2 separate regions of the Homo sapiens genome follow, and region 2 is linked to region 1. The links are chromatin loops, found by intact Hi-C in ENCODE. Cell type or tissue: endothelial cell of umbilical vein. All regions are shown on one strand. Each heading gives the region's core, and the rest is flanking DNA. Links, peaks and the distances in the headings are about the cores only.

Region 1 (6,973 bases), core at 1,837-4,336:
GACTTTTATTATTAGGCTTCAATAGATCAATTGATTCAGGGTAAAATGTTATTCCAGTAAAATTATTAAAACAAGTTCTCTGTACAGGAATAAGAATTCTCAAGTTCTATTTGGCTTACTCGTTTTAGTCATTATATACAAGCATTAAAATACGGCACTTTTGGCCATAGTGTTTGACCTGGAAAAATTCCCGTAAGCGAACCCATTTACCATGCCTTTCTATGTGGTACCACTGCTGATACCTGTCTCCTTTATAGTCTGTATTTATAAGAACTTTTTCAGTTGCAAGGGACAGAGATTCGACACAAACAAGCTTAATCTAAAAAGAAAACTTATTTAAACTTAAGTGAAATATTCTAGGGCTAGAAGTATCTTTATTAAGCAAGGTTAGATCCAGGGGCATATAGGATATTATTGGGGGCATTTTCTCTCTCTCTTTCTCAAATGGATTTATTCTCAGAAAACTGATGAGAAAAATGACTGCCAGCATTGCCAAGGTTTATCTTTTGACTTCTGATTGGAAAGTAAGAAAGAGCTTCTCAGTTCTTGTGTCCATATATCAAATATCAAGGAAGATTCTGATTGGTTCTGCTTGAGTCACATGTCCATCCCTAAACCTGTGACTGGCTGGTGTATAGAGCACTACGGGAGACCTGGCCATGTGCCACCCACTGTGGCAAGGCGTCTTGACTGGCAAGCTCCCTGGGATTACGTGGGATGGGAGGGATGATGTCCCAAAAGAAGGGTTGCTTAGCAAACAGACAGCATGTCTGGTCTAGATAATTAGCATTTTAAGTCAACAGGGGTTTGGTGTTTATTCCTTTAGTTTACAGGGAATGAGAAGGTAACTATCATAAAATTCTGTTGGATCACTTGAGAATGTTAAGCTGCCCTTGAAAACCTGTTTGACATGTCATGCAAAAGTGCCCATCAGGTGCAATAGGCCTCACATAGATAACCAGATAGTGGCATCATAATTGTTGATTGCTGAGATTGATGTGACATGTGGGCAGTTTGCAGGGGGTGGGTAAAGGAACAAAATGGCAATAATGGGACTTCTGATTGTTTTTGGCAGGGTTGGATGACTGCCTGCAACAATATGTCCACAAGTTTGAACGAGAGAAGATCAACGGCGAGCAGCTGCTGCAGATTTCCCATCAGGACCTGGAGGAGCTGGGGGTCACACGGATTGGACACCAGGAGCTTGTGTTGGAGGCTGTGGACCTTCTCTGTGCACTGGTTAGTTCAGGAAAAGACGGTCTGTACCGTGATGACGTTCTTTAGAGCCTTGCTCTCTTAAGCCGTCATTGTTTGTGATTTAGCATATCACTCTTTCCTTAATGCTCCATCAAAATAAAACATGAGCTGAAGATACTATAGGAAGGGGAAAAATAAGTTATTTTCTACATTAAAGGTTGGCAAACTATGGCCTGCGAGTTAAATCTGGCCCACTATCTATTTTTGTAAATAAAGTTTTATAGGAACACAACCATGTCCATTCACTTACGTGTTTGTGACTGCTTTCTTGCGACAGTGACAGAATTGAGTGGTTGTAACGGGACCACATGGTTCCCCCAAAGCCTAAAATATTTATTAACTTGTCCTTTACAGAAAGAGTTTGTCTTTTTCAGAAAATCTCTGTATTAGTCTAATTTTCTTTTATAAGGAAAAAATGATGGAAATACTCCTGAATGAAAATGTCACCTTCTGGCGAGGCGCAGTGGCTCATGCCTATAATCCCAGCACTCTGGGAGGCCGAGGCGGGTGGATTGCTTGAGTCCAGGAGTTTGAGACCAGCCTGGGCAACGTAGCAAAACCCTGTCTCTATTAGAAATACCAAAAGTTAGCCAGGTGTGGCTAGCACGCACCTATAGTCGCAGATATTCAGGAGGCTGAGGTCAGAGAATCACCTGAGCCTGGGAGGTGGAGGCTGCAGTGAGCAGAGATCGCACCACTGCACTCTAGCCTGGGTGACAGAGTGAGAACCTGTCTCAAAAAAGAAAAGAAAATGTCATCTTCTAAATTGAAGTGAGAAATAGGTTCTGATTTTCATGTCTGATTTTGTTACTATAAAAAGCGGTTGAGTTTCACAGATATTTGTGATATTTAAATAACTGATATTTGCACTTGACATGACCTATAAAATGGGAAAAAAATGTGGCCTTCATTACATTTTGTAGATGATGGGTTTTGGCTTTAACATGAATGAGTAAAATCCTGCTGGGTCCTGACACTAGAATCACATGGGTAGCTTCGTTAGGTGTGGGCCAAAAACACCTGTAAGGACATTTTGTTTATAAATTGGTTAGTGTGGGTGGGATTCAAGTCTGCCTGTCCCGGTGCCAGGCTAAAGATGCAGTTTACTTAACTGTCAGGATTTGGACAAACTCGACAGCATTCAGGCTGGGTTAGTAATGCCCTGAACCCCAGCCAGGGGTATATACAATTACATCACTGAGAATGGTGGGAAAGAATGTGCTGCTGATGATTTTGCCGTCGCTGGTCTGCGTACTGTTGATTATATAACACTTGCTGCATTGTGTGTATTCTTCTTCTTAAAATGGACAGAGCCTTGTCTTCTGCTCTGAGATGTGCTGCTCTTGTTTAGGAAAGTAATGGGGAAATTATTTGTAGTTGATAAATGAGCTGCCGCCTGGGAGACGCTATGGCCAAGTAGTCTGAGCACGGGTCTGGGAAGCAGGAATTTGCATTCTAATCCTGGCTCTGCTACATGCTACTCCCTCTGTGACCTCTGGGGAAATGGTGATGTCTGTTTTTCCCATCTGTACAGTAACGCTCACCTTAGATGTGGCTGTGTACTATTGTGTGTTTTGCACTGCCCAGACATCTAAGCATCCTGTTTATTACCGAAACTGTATTTTCTTTTTTTTTTTTTTTTGTACAAACGTGTTTGAGTTTACTTTTATTATACTTTCTGGGAACATGGCTTTTCCGTCTTTTCTGCTTGATGTTTTGCAAATTGTCTCTTTCACTTTGCAGTAATACTTTGAGGACAGGTAAATTTACTTGGAAATCCAAAGTAAGAGAGGCAGGAAGGGTCAGCTAGAGACGCATCACATGCATCAAGTGGGATGATAAACGTAACAGCTGCCTCTGGGCATTCTCTTTGCTTTTTCCTCTTCTCTACCTCTTAGAGCATTAGGCTAAAATGAACAAAGCTGGACAAATGCCAGAACCTAAAGCTGTGTTTTATCTCCTACAATTTCCTTCTAATTTCCTTTGTAGACCAAGCTTTGACCTCAGACTCATTCTGGACCTGCTCTGTGCCAGTGACTACATTGGACAGGGGGGGTCACTTAGGGGTTCACAAAAGAGTGTGGATTATTTTAGTGAGTTTTACTAAAATGTCTTTAGTCTGGATATAATCTCCTTTTTGAATATTCTTATTATAATTCATATACTAATTATACTGTCTTTTTAATCCATTTATAGCATATAGATCTTTGGATATATAAATTGGTGATGCTTTGAACAGAACATCTCCAGGGCAGTTAATGTGTAAATGCAGTTGGCCTTGGTGTTATAAAAGAGGTTTCTATGTAAACTTAGTTTAGTGGATGTTGATTTTATGATAGACAGGAAATGAATATAATTAAAAGTAAGGAAGGGGGAGGGGAGAAACAAAACCACTGGAAAGTATCAATGTAAGGAGAGGGGCAGATAGATGGGCAGGAACCTAAAATAGGAAACAGCTATTAATGAAGATTCCAAAACTGGTGAGCAGTGGCTCACAAATTAGCTGGTCATGGTTAGAGAGCAATGAGAGAAACCATCTTTTGTGAACATTGACTTTGGCTGGCAGTCGTGGCTTAGGAGAGTGATTTGTATTATATGATGAGACCAGGACCACTTTCCCAGATTGAATTAGAATCTGTACCCAATTTTTCTTCCTCTCTCTGGGTAGAGGGTACCTGAGACCGATTATAGAGCTGCTCTTTTCAGTAGGATAGCTGTTACCCAATGTGACTGTCTAAATGAAAATCAACTAAAATAAAAAAAAAATTCAGTTCCTCGGTTGTACTAGCAACACTTCAAGTACTCAGAAGCTCCATGTGGCTAGTGGCTACGATATTGGACAGCACAGATAAAGAACATTTTCATCTGTGCATAGAGTTCTGTTGGCCAGTACTGGTCGAGAGGGTGTGATTGAGAATAACCAGTAAGAATAACCAATAAGGATAAGTATGACTGTGGCCGGGTGCAATGGCTTACACCTGTAATCCCATCACGCCTGTAATCTCAGCACTTTGGGAGGCCGAGGCAGGCGGATCACAAGGTCAGGATATCGAGACCATCCTGGCTAACATGGTGAAACACTGTCTTTACTAAAAATACAAAAAATTAGCTGGGTGTGGTAGCGGGTGCCTGTAGTCCCAGCTACTTGGGAGGCTGAGGCAGGAGAATGGCGTGAACCCAGGAGGTGGAGCTTGCAGTGAGCCGAGATCATGCCACTGCGCTCCAGCCTGGGCGACAGAGTGAGACACCATCTCAAAAAAAAAAAAAAAAAAAAGATAAGTATGACTGTAACCTGTGTTCTTTGCCAAGTCAGTGAGGCCCTAGTTTACTGAACACCAAGGCATGGGCAGCTGTGTTTTGAAGGTTGAAGGAGGTTGAGAAATGAACAGAGTTGGAATTGATGCATGTGTTAAATGATGCTACCTAGACTTGGGGTTAAATGAAGTACCTGTCATGAATCTATGGGCCTAGAGTGCTTATGCGCACTGGTATACCTCTGAGATTATTTGTTGTTTATTATTCACCCAAGGCAAATCATTTAAACATGTTATCTTTTTTATGAGAAGAAATGCAGGAACAGGAATTTTTGCTGGCAAGTTGTATTTAACTTGATCTTGCTTATGAGCTTATTTAAAAATGCCTTAGGAAAATTGTGAACTATATTTCTTAGGTTGTCTCTTAATTGACCCAAGTCAATAAGATGGCTTTGATTTTGTGTCTCTGGCACACCTTAATCACACGTTAGATCACGAACAGAGCTAGTAGGAATGGAGAAGATGGTAGAGAAGAAGTTGTGTAAGGTGTGTCCTTAGCTAAATGTGTATAATTTTAAGACTTTTTGCTTTCCTTTTCTCCCATTTAGTGTATGGTTTCTCTAGCCAGATCAGGAAAGGATCCCGGATGGTGAACCCTAGGAAGTGAGATCTCAGTGGAAGGGTTTTAGTAGGTGAACAGATTTTCAGAAACTCATTGTGTTACTTAATTTGTATCTTTTTGATGCTTTATCTCAAAGCAGTTTCTGAAGGAGACAAGTTTTGGGGAAAAGACTGGTGAAAATAATTAATCTGGTCTGAGAAATTATTTATTTTCGGTCTTTATGGGGCACTTAAGTCAATAATCCTTTCCTGATTATGCTTCTACAGTAGAGGTTCTTTAGAGCTACTATAATCAGTTTCTTGTTCTCTCTTTAATGTGGAATGGGGTCGAAGGGAAGGAACTTTCCTTTCTTCTTCTCCTCCTTCCTTCTTTTAAAAATTCTATTCTAGCTATATTTATTCATCTTTCTAGGTCCATTATTTGTTTTGGGGAAGAAAAAGAGCAAACTGAGTGGAAAATGAAGAGAACCAGTTATAAGAAGCCACTCTACCCCTTTATTTCAGTATTAAAAGTGGTATGTTTTTAGAAGATTGAGGTTTAAAGTTTCTTGCAACAATAAAATGCTCTTAATCCTCTTTGAGTTCAATAAGTAAACGTTATGTATATGGTAATAAAAGTTCCAAGTAATTTATGGTGACATTGATTATTGAAAGCTGACTTTCCTGCTTTTAGTTCAAAACTCTTCATGTAAGTTGGCAGGCTGAGTGACCGAATGAGGGGACCTTTCCCTTTAATCATAGTTACAAGTCCTTCAAAACAAGCTCTGTCTTGTGGCCTCTTTATCCATTCAATTGTGAGTCTTTGATTCTTTGAATTTAAAAAGCTGTGATGCAAATCCATCTTATTTTTGTCTCTCTATTGAAGGACAATATTATTATATTTTAGTCTCTAGAAAATAACAAAAAATGAATATCACATTTAGATAGAAAAATACTGCTAATATAGAATATTCATTTATATTTTGAAATTCAGTTTTTTTCAAAAGTTTGGAAGAGAACATTTTCAGCTAATTTTTGCTTCTTTCAAAATTTCTAATTTTTTAAATATTATTTTTTGTTTCACTAGGAGGTAACATAAATTTAAACTTCAAGTAAAATCTATTTAAAATTAGAATTGTTTTGTTAAAGTTAAAGCCTTTTGTTGTTGTTTTTAACTTACCATTGTTCATCTTGCAAAAAAAAAAAAGTTTCTTACCTACTTCCGAGTATATTTATGCTTTATGTATCTTGATTTTGACACGTGACTTGCCTCTCTCTGGCCCACATAGCCAAAGCCAGCTGAAAGAAGTTTCTCCACAGCCGGGTGCAGTGGTTCATGCCTGTAATCCCAGCACTTTGGGAGGCCAAGGTGGGCGGATCATGAGGTCAGGAGATTGAGACCACCCTGGCCAACATGGTGAAACCCCGTCTCTACTAAAAAATTCAAAAATTAACTGAGCATGGTGGCACTTGCCTGTAATCCCAGCTACTTGGGAGGCTGAGGCAGGAGAATTGCTTGAACCAGGGAGTCAGAGGTTGCAGTGAGCCGAGATCACACCACTGCACTCCAGCCTGGTGACAGAGTGAAACTCCGTTTCAAAAAAAAAAAAAAAAAAAGTTTCTCCACTTCAGAGGGGATGTGTAGAATTTTGAGAAGCTGAATAGCTATTCAGCTTGTGCTGGATCCAGGATCACTGGACAGTTTTCCTTATTCTTGTCTAATGTCCATCTTGTCATCTGTCTTATCATGTGGCGCTTTTTTGGGCAGGTTGTATGGAAGGGGACATACACAGCAGAGTAATCAAAAGCTTGTGCCCTAGATGCAGATTGCCTTGGTCAAAAGCTCAGCACTACCGCTGATG
Region 2 (6,973 bases), core at 2,401-4,900, 150 kb after region 1:
TATCGCACATTTAGGATCTGCATCCAATCCTCCTGACTTCCACTGTGGCTGGGGCCCTGTCAGCCTTTCTCACTTTAATGTTCTTTGTCTGTTTTTATCCAAAACCGTTGAGGATGATATTCTCTTTTTTTTTCTTTTTTTTTTTTTTTGAGACGGAGTCTCTCTCTGTCGCCCAGGCTGGAGTGCAGTGGGGTGATCTCCGCTCACTGCAAACTCCGCCTCCTGGGTTCACGCCATTCTCCTGCCTCAGCCTCCCGAGTAGTTGGGACTACAGGCGCCCGCCACCATGCCTGGCTAATTTTTTGTATTTTTAGTAGAGATGGGGTTTCACTGTGTTAGCCAGGATGGTCTTGATCTCCTGACCTCGTGATCTGCCCTCCTCGGCCTCCCAAAGTGCTGGGATTACAGGCGTGAGCCACCACGCCCGGCCGATATTCATTTTAACAACATTTTAGGTGGTACATACGTTTTGGTCAAGGAGAGATACAGACAGAGTTTTTCCTGGGTGTTGGTAGTTGCCAAAAATGAATCTCTAGCCTGGGAGTTTCTAGGGCATGCGGTGGAGTTGAGGGTGGGCTAAACAGGTGAAAAGATGTGGCGCTGGCCTCTAGGAGAAGCAGAGAAGGCAACGGTGGATCCGAGAAGTGACTTTTGTGTTTCACACTCCCTTGTCTTCTTTACATCCTCTTCTTATAGCAGCTCTTCCCCTGCCTCTGGTGTTCCTGTCCTCTTGGTGCCCTCTGGGTGGTCAAAACCCAACAAGAGCACCCCTTGGAATCTGCTTGCCCAAAAGGGCTCCTTTCCCTTCATTCCTGTTTTGTTCCTTTCTTCCCTATCTCCCTGTGCTTCCTTTATCCTCATGAAATGTATGCACAGAGCCCACAGCATATTTAGACTCAGAACACTGAGAAGTTTGAGAGTAGTAGCTGTCAGCTCCTTCATATAGCTAATAATTTGGGACTAATATTTTGAACAGTGTCAGGGAAGACAGTGTGCTAACATGACCTGCTACATTAGATGGCGGCCAGCCAACTGCTAAGAGTGTGTGTGTGTGTGTGTGTGTGTGCGTGTGTGTGTGTGTGTACGCATGTGTGTGTGTGTGTGTGTGTGCGTGTGCACATGTGTGTGACAGGCAGTCACCTCCTGGCTGTCAGAGAGCTCCAGACAGTTCAGGACAGAGGCATGACCAGGAGTATTGCAAGAGTCCCAAAGCCCTGGGCAAGAGAGGCTAAATTTCTCTGCAGTTTTAGCTTAGACATGTACAGACTTAGCTGATGGACTCAGATCCACAAAAGGCTGGACTGGAGGGAGAGCCATGGGGCTGCTGGCAAAAGCCAAGATGAGCCAAGAAGTCTAGCAGTGTGGGAAGAGGCAGCAGATCCTTGTGCAGGCGTCGCTGACCTAGACCCCCTGTGCTCTCTGTTCCCCAAGCAATGCTCACAGCAAAGTGTGTGCCACTATGGAAAGTCCTCATCAATGAGCAGAAAGAGGTGTGTGTGTGTGTTGGTGGTGGGGTGCGGTGAGATGGGGGTGTCCAGAGGAGGTTGGGGGCAGCACGGCAGCCACCCGTGAGCAATGGAGTGGCAGCTGCCAACAGAGCAGTCAACAGCAGCCACAGCGGCAGATGCCAGGGCAGTGGTCTTCATTTGTAAGAACAGCACCACCTTCACGGGGTTGCTGTGAAAATGAATACTTAATGCATGAGCAGCATCTAGCACATGACTGTACAAATTAAATAATCAGAGCTTAATAAATGTTGGCTATTAGTATTTTTTTTTTTGAGATGGTGTCTCACTCTGTCGCCCAGGCTGGAGTGCAGTGGCGCAATCTCAGCTCACTGCAATCCCCGCCTCCTGGTTTCACGCCATTCTTCCGCCTCAGCTTCCCGAGTAGCTGGGACCACAGGGGACCGCCACCACACCCGACTAATTTTTTGTATTTTTAGTAGAGACGGGCTTTCACCGTGTTAGCCAGGCTGGTCTCGATCTCCTGACCTCATAATGTGCCCGCCTTGGCCTCCCAAAGTGCTGGGATTACAGGCATGAGTTACCACGCCCGGCCAAGTACTTTTTTTAAAAAATAATTTTTATATTTTATTTTTTAAAAGAGATGGGGTTTCACTCTGTTGTCCAGGGTGATCTTGAACTCCTGGTGGTGTAGGACTTTCTCCTTAGTTCAGCTAAAAGCCAGGTTCTTGTCACACAACCATGAAAGATTAGGCTCGCAGACACTTTGAAGGGTGAGAAGGGCAGGGTTTATTGGGCAAAAAGGAAATAAAAAGGGAAACAGGGACTCTCAGCAAAGTGAGAGTTCTGCTGGTAGGCTTCCTGCCTCATAGGTTGAATTCCCAGTTACCACCCCAGAACAGGGGAAGCCAGAATCCTCCGCTCTGCAAATGGTGTGAAATTCATGGCTGCACCACAGTGCACACACCTCCCTGTGCACAGGCCAGTCGAAGGTTCTCGGGAAACCCCTTTATACTTGGCTGTCTCACTGGGGTCAAACAATCCTCCAGCCTTGACCTCCTAAAGTGCTGGGATTATAGGCATAACCTATTGCATCCAGCCTCCAGTACTTTTATCATTGGTGTTTCTGTGAGATTTCCTTACTTTTACCTACTTCTACTTATTTTCAAGTGGTTACATAGTTTGATTTTACATGATATAATAAAAAGGATTCGGCCCAGTTTTTGTTTTTAAGCAGATAAATTGCTTCTTAGGATGTATTTTAAAGGGTTAGATTACACCTGAAGTGGGTTGAACTTGAGCAAAGTTTTAAAAATAATTGTGTCTCAAAGTTGAATAAAAGAATTGGGCCCCAATGTCATTCTTTGCTTTAAGAGGATTGTGAGAATAACTAATAACAATTAGGAGGTTAATATATTATTGAAAGTGGTAATTTTACCAGTTTTGAACTCATGTTCAAAGACATAATTGGAATAATTTTCAATAGACATCAGTCTTTATTTCTTAGGAAATTACAGTGATTAAATTAATGGCAGGCAGCCTCTCTTATTATCTGAAGATAATAGGAGTCTGTTGAGGATTAGTGGGGAAAAATGAATGATACATGTTCTATTAAAGACTTCACAGTTGAAACATTTCTTGCTGCTCCCTGTCTTGCCCCAATTTATATATTTAAGCACAATCATCAGTGCAACTTCCTTTACTGTATTTGGCCTAAAAAATAATTCAAATGAAGAATAAGAATAATGCTTTTCTTGGGATTAAAGTAGAGAGTTTTCTTTTAGGGGGTGCATAATATGCCAATTCAAAAGAAAGTCATGTAATGCTCGAAGAGCTCTGTGGAAGTGGAAAAGATAGTTCATTTTTTTCTCCGGGTATTTTTCAGGAGTCTGTTCCTGCTTCTTTATGAAATTGAACACTGGACAGTAACAATAATATCACACTCATTATTCAGACATTTTAAATGGCTCTAATTGCTCTTTTGCTTTGAAGTGAGATATTCAGATCACTGAATGTTAGAGAAATGGTGCATGGATGAAGCAGTAAATGGATCTTGATCTGTTATCTTAGCTTGAGGCTTAGTAAAGTGGTTTTTGTCAGTGGACAATTGCAGCCTATTTTCTTGAAGATCTTTCTATACTGAAAGTGATTGAGATGGTACATCTGAGTCTGATGCCACCCAGATAAGCATCTGCAGTTGCGCTGACCTGGACTTGGGTTGTATTGCTTTTTAGATTTCAGTATCACTCTAAACCTTGTCTGGCTTTTGCCAGCTTCAGTACCCTTGACCTATAGGTTGGGAAACCTGTTTGTTTCTCTTTCTGGCTGGAATGTCTATTTAGAGATTCATGTTATAAGTTGTGACTCAAGTTACATACACCGATTCCCAAACTTTTCTTGACTTGATTCTTAACTAAACAGCACTGCGATTGTGAGGCCCCCACGGCAAAAAGTAAATAAGAAAAACTACCTAATTTAATATGCTGGAAAGTTTTTGTAAACATACAGATGACTCCTTCAGGAAATACTGTTTTCATTGCTTTGGAATGTAGGAGGAAGTGACATAAGATCTTGTTCTGGGGAGAAAGAAAGAGCTGGTATATCATTAGTTGCACCAAAGCAAAGGCAAAAACATGAAGAAAAGCCAATCACTTTGAGTGTTAGCTTACTCAATACAGCTAATACTCATTTATTTTAACATATCGCCCACTTTTAAGTTAATACCCATTTTTTCCACTGTTTCTGGTTTAACTCTTATAATTTGAAATAATTATGGTTGAAAAAATGTTTAGATAAATCATGATACCTCACTACCTTGTAGTTTAACACAACAAAATAAGAACTGTAAGGCAAAGAGTTTGGACAACAGGGAGTACAGGTTACAAAAGAGAAAAAGGGATCTAGATTTATTTGACCTGAAAATAGAGTTTCTTACTCTAGGGTGATTTTTACGGTAATTCTATACTTAAATTTTGGCCACTGAGCTAGACTTGCTGGTTGTATGAACTTGGATAAAATTCTATTCAAAAGAGGAAAGATGACCAAAATAAAAAACCTACCTCATGCGATTGTAGCGCAAATTTCATAAATTAATCCATATCAAAGCATTTTGTAAATTGCAAACTGTGACACTAAATTTAGTTTATATGAGGCAATCACTAAGTGTTACTAAGTGATTGAAAGAAAATATTAATCCAACCTGTTATGTGGTTTTCCTAATGTATACAAAGAAGGAAAGCATTCCAACCTGTGAGTACCTCTGCCAAAAATGTTTAACTTAGTTGTGAAGGAACAGTCAGTCAAATCCATATTGAGGGGTGTTAGGCAAAGCAACTGGCCTGGACTCTACAAAAACATGTCCTGAAAGGTAAAAGGAGACCGTAGACATGCCTTGGTGATCCCTGATTAAATCCAGGATTTAAAATAAAATATAACAAATCTTCCACACTGAAACAGACATCAGTGATACAATTGGAACATTTGGACTGTATAGTGATTGCATTTTGTCAATTTAAAATTTCCTGAGTGTGGCCAGGCGCGATGGCTCAAGCCTGTAATCCCAGCACTTTGGGAGGCCGAGGCGGGTGGATCACGAGGTCAGGAGATCCAGACCACCCTGGCTAACACGGTGAAACCCCGTCTCTACTAAAAACACAAAAATTAGCCGGGCGTGGTGGTGGGCACCTGTAGTCCCAGCTACTTGGGAGGCTGAGGCAGGAGAATGGCGTGAACCCAGGAGGCGGAGCTTGCAGTGAGCCGAGATTGTGCCACGGCTCTCCAGCCTGGACGAGAGTGCGAGACTCCATCTCAAAAAAAAAAAAAAAAAAAAAACCTTTCCTGAGTGTGATCATTATTAATAACTATAGTGGGATCATTGCTCTTAGGAGGTACATGCTGAAGTATATAGGGGTGAACCATCTTTATGTCTACAAGTGACTCAAATGGTTCAGCAAAATATTTAGATATGCAGAGAGATAAAGCAAATGTGGAAAAGTGTCATAATTTGGGAATCAAGGTGAAGGCCATCTAGGTGTTCATTGCTACCTATTCCTACAAGCTTTCTATAGTTTTAAACATTTTCAAAATAAAATTTTGGAAAAAAAATTTAAAAAGAAAAAAATCCAAGTACTCAAGTAGATTGAGTTATTAAAATACAGATCTTGAAATATGTCCTTTGCAGAACATGTTTTCCTACAATTTTATTTTTCTGTGAGATGCAAATATATAGATTTTAAAAAATAAAAATCTGTGTTTTTATAAATGTATGCTTTTAGGCAATGAATAGAATTATTGTTACTAATTTGAAATATATTCCCACTGGGCTGGGTGCAGTGGCTCATGCCTGTAATCCCAGCACTTTGGGAGGCCGAGACGGGTGGATCACGAGGTCAGGAGTTCAAGACCAGCCTGACCAACATGGCAAAACCCTGTCTCTACTAAAAATACAAAAATTAGCCAGGCGTGGTGGCAGGTGCCTGTAATCCCAGCTACTCAGGAGGCTGGGGCAGGAGAATCACTTGAACCTGGGAGGCGGAGGTTGCAGTGAGCTGAGATTGTGTGTGCCACTGCATTCCAGCCTGGGCCACAGAGTGAGACTCTGTCTCAAAAAAAAAAAAAAGGCAATATATTCCTACTGGAAAAATTCCAGGAAAATAGATAGAAGTTCTCAATCTATGTGCACATCTTTCGTGGTATTTAAAAGTGAAGTAAAAATGTATCATGGGGTGTGTTCAAAAGGATAAAACATTATTTTTACTGTCCTCTTTAGAAAAAATTAAATGTTGAGGATCTCAGTTTAATGATTTTTTGATAATTTGCTACCCAGATCTTCTTTCCTATGAGAGAAAACTTTTGTTTTCATATTTTGAGAGAGACAGTGGGAAGTTATTGTTAGCAGAGGTGAATCTGTGCAGGTCTGCACCAACTTGATTCTTGCCTCCTCGAAGGAAAGAATTCAATTGAGGGGCATGACTTAGAGTGAGAGACTGAGGCAAGTTTTTGAGGAGTGAGAGCTTATTAAAAAGTTTTAGAGCAAGAACAAAAGGAAGTAAAGTACACTTGGAAAAGTGCCAAGCGGACAACTTGAGAGATCCAAGTACCCTGTTTGATCTTTGACTTGGGGTTTTATACATCAGCATGGTACAGGGGTTTCTGTCTCTCCTACCCTGATTCTTCCCTTGGGGTGGGCTTTCCGCATGTGCAATGGCCTGCCAGACGTTGGGAGGGGAGCATGCTCAGTGTGTTTGCTGAAGTTGCATGCATGCTCACTTGAGGCATTTTTCCCTTACCAGTCGAGTGTTCCCAGAGGGAGGTCATATGCTAAACTCTGCCATTTTGCCCTTTAGTACACATACTTGGGCCCATTCGCCATCTCCTGAGATCTTATCAGGAAGCTGCTGATCACCAGCTTCAAGTGTTACTTATCTAATGGGAGACTGCCTGTCCCTGGCACCAGCTGCCACCAATTATTATTTTAGAGAGCCAGTTTAACAACTACCTGACCATCC

What was found. Hi-C counts contacts between places; a loop is a spot of excess contacts. Peaks named below come from ENCODE experiments on the same cell type or tissue, not always from the same donor. Only the 100,000 strongest peaks of a DNase experiment are listed, where the experiment ranks them.
Region 2: a loop joins it to region 1, with 5 times the contacts of the local background. A loop is called at or near these places in 2 of 110 quality-filtered maps.

The regions. Positions count from the first base shown.
Region 1 is chr6:154,444,361-154,451,333 of GRCh38, reverse strand. It overlaps CNKSR3 (CNKSR family member 3), which reads left to right. Exons shown (of 13, transcript NM_173515.4): 2 at 1,076-1,239. Among named protein-coding and RNA genes, the nearest start is that of CNKSR3, 63 kb to the left of the region's middle. In endothelial cell of umbilical vein, for the core only: no CTCF peak of the experiment used is centred there; DNase peaks (open chromatin) are centred at 2,563, 2,733 and 3,193.
Region 2 is chr6:154,290,005-154,296,977 of GRCh38, reverse strand. All of the region lies in intron 1 of IPCEF1 (interaction protein for cytohesin exchange factors 1), which reads left to right. Among named protein-coding and RNA genes, the nearest start is that of IPCEF1, 63 kb to the left of the region's middle. In endothelial cell of umbilical vein, for the core only: no CTCF peak of the experiment used is centred there; a DNase peak (open chromatin) is centred at 3,927; H3K27ac peaks cover 2,091 bases.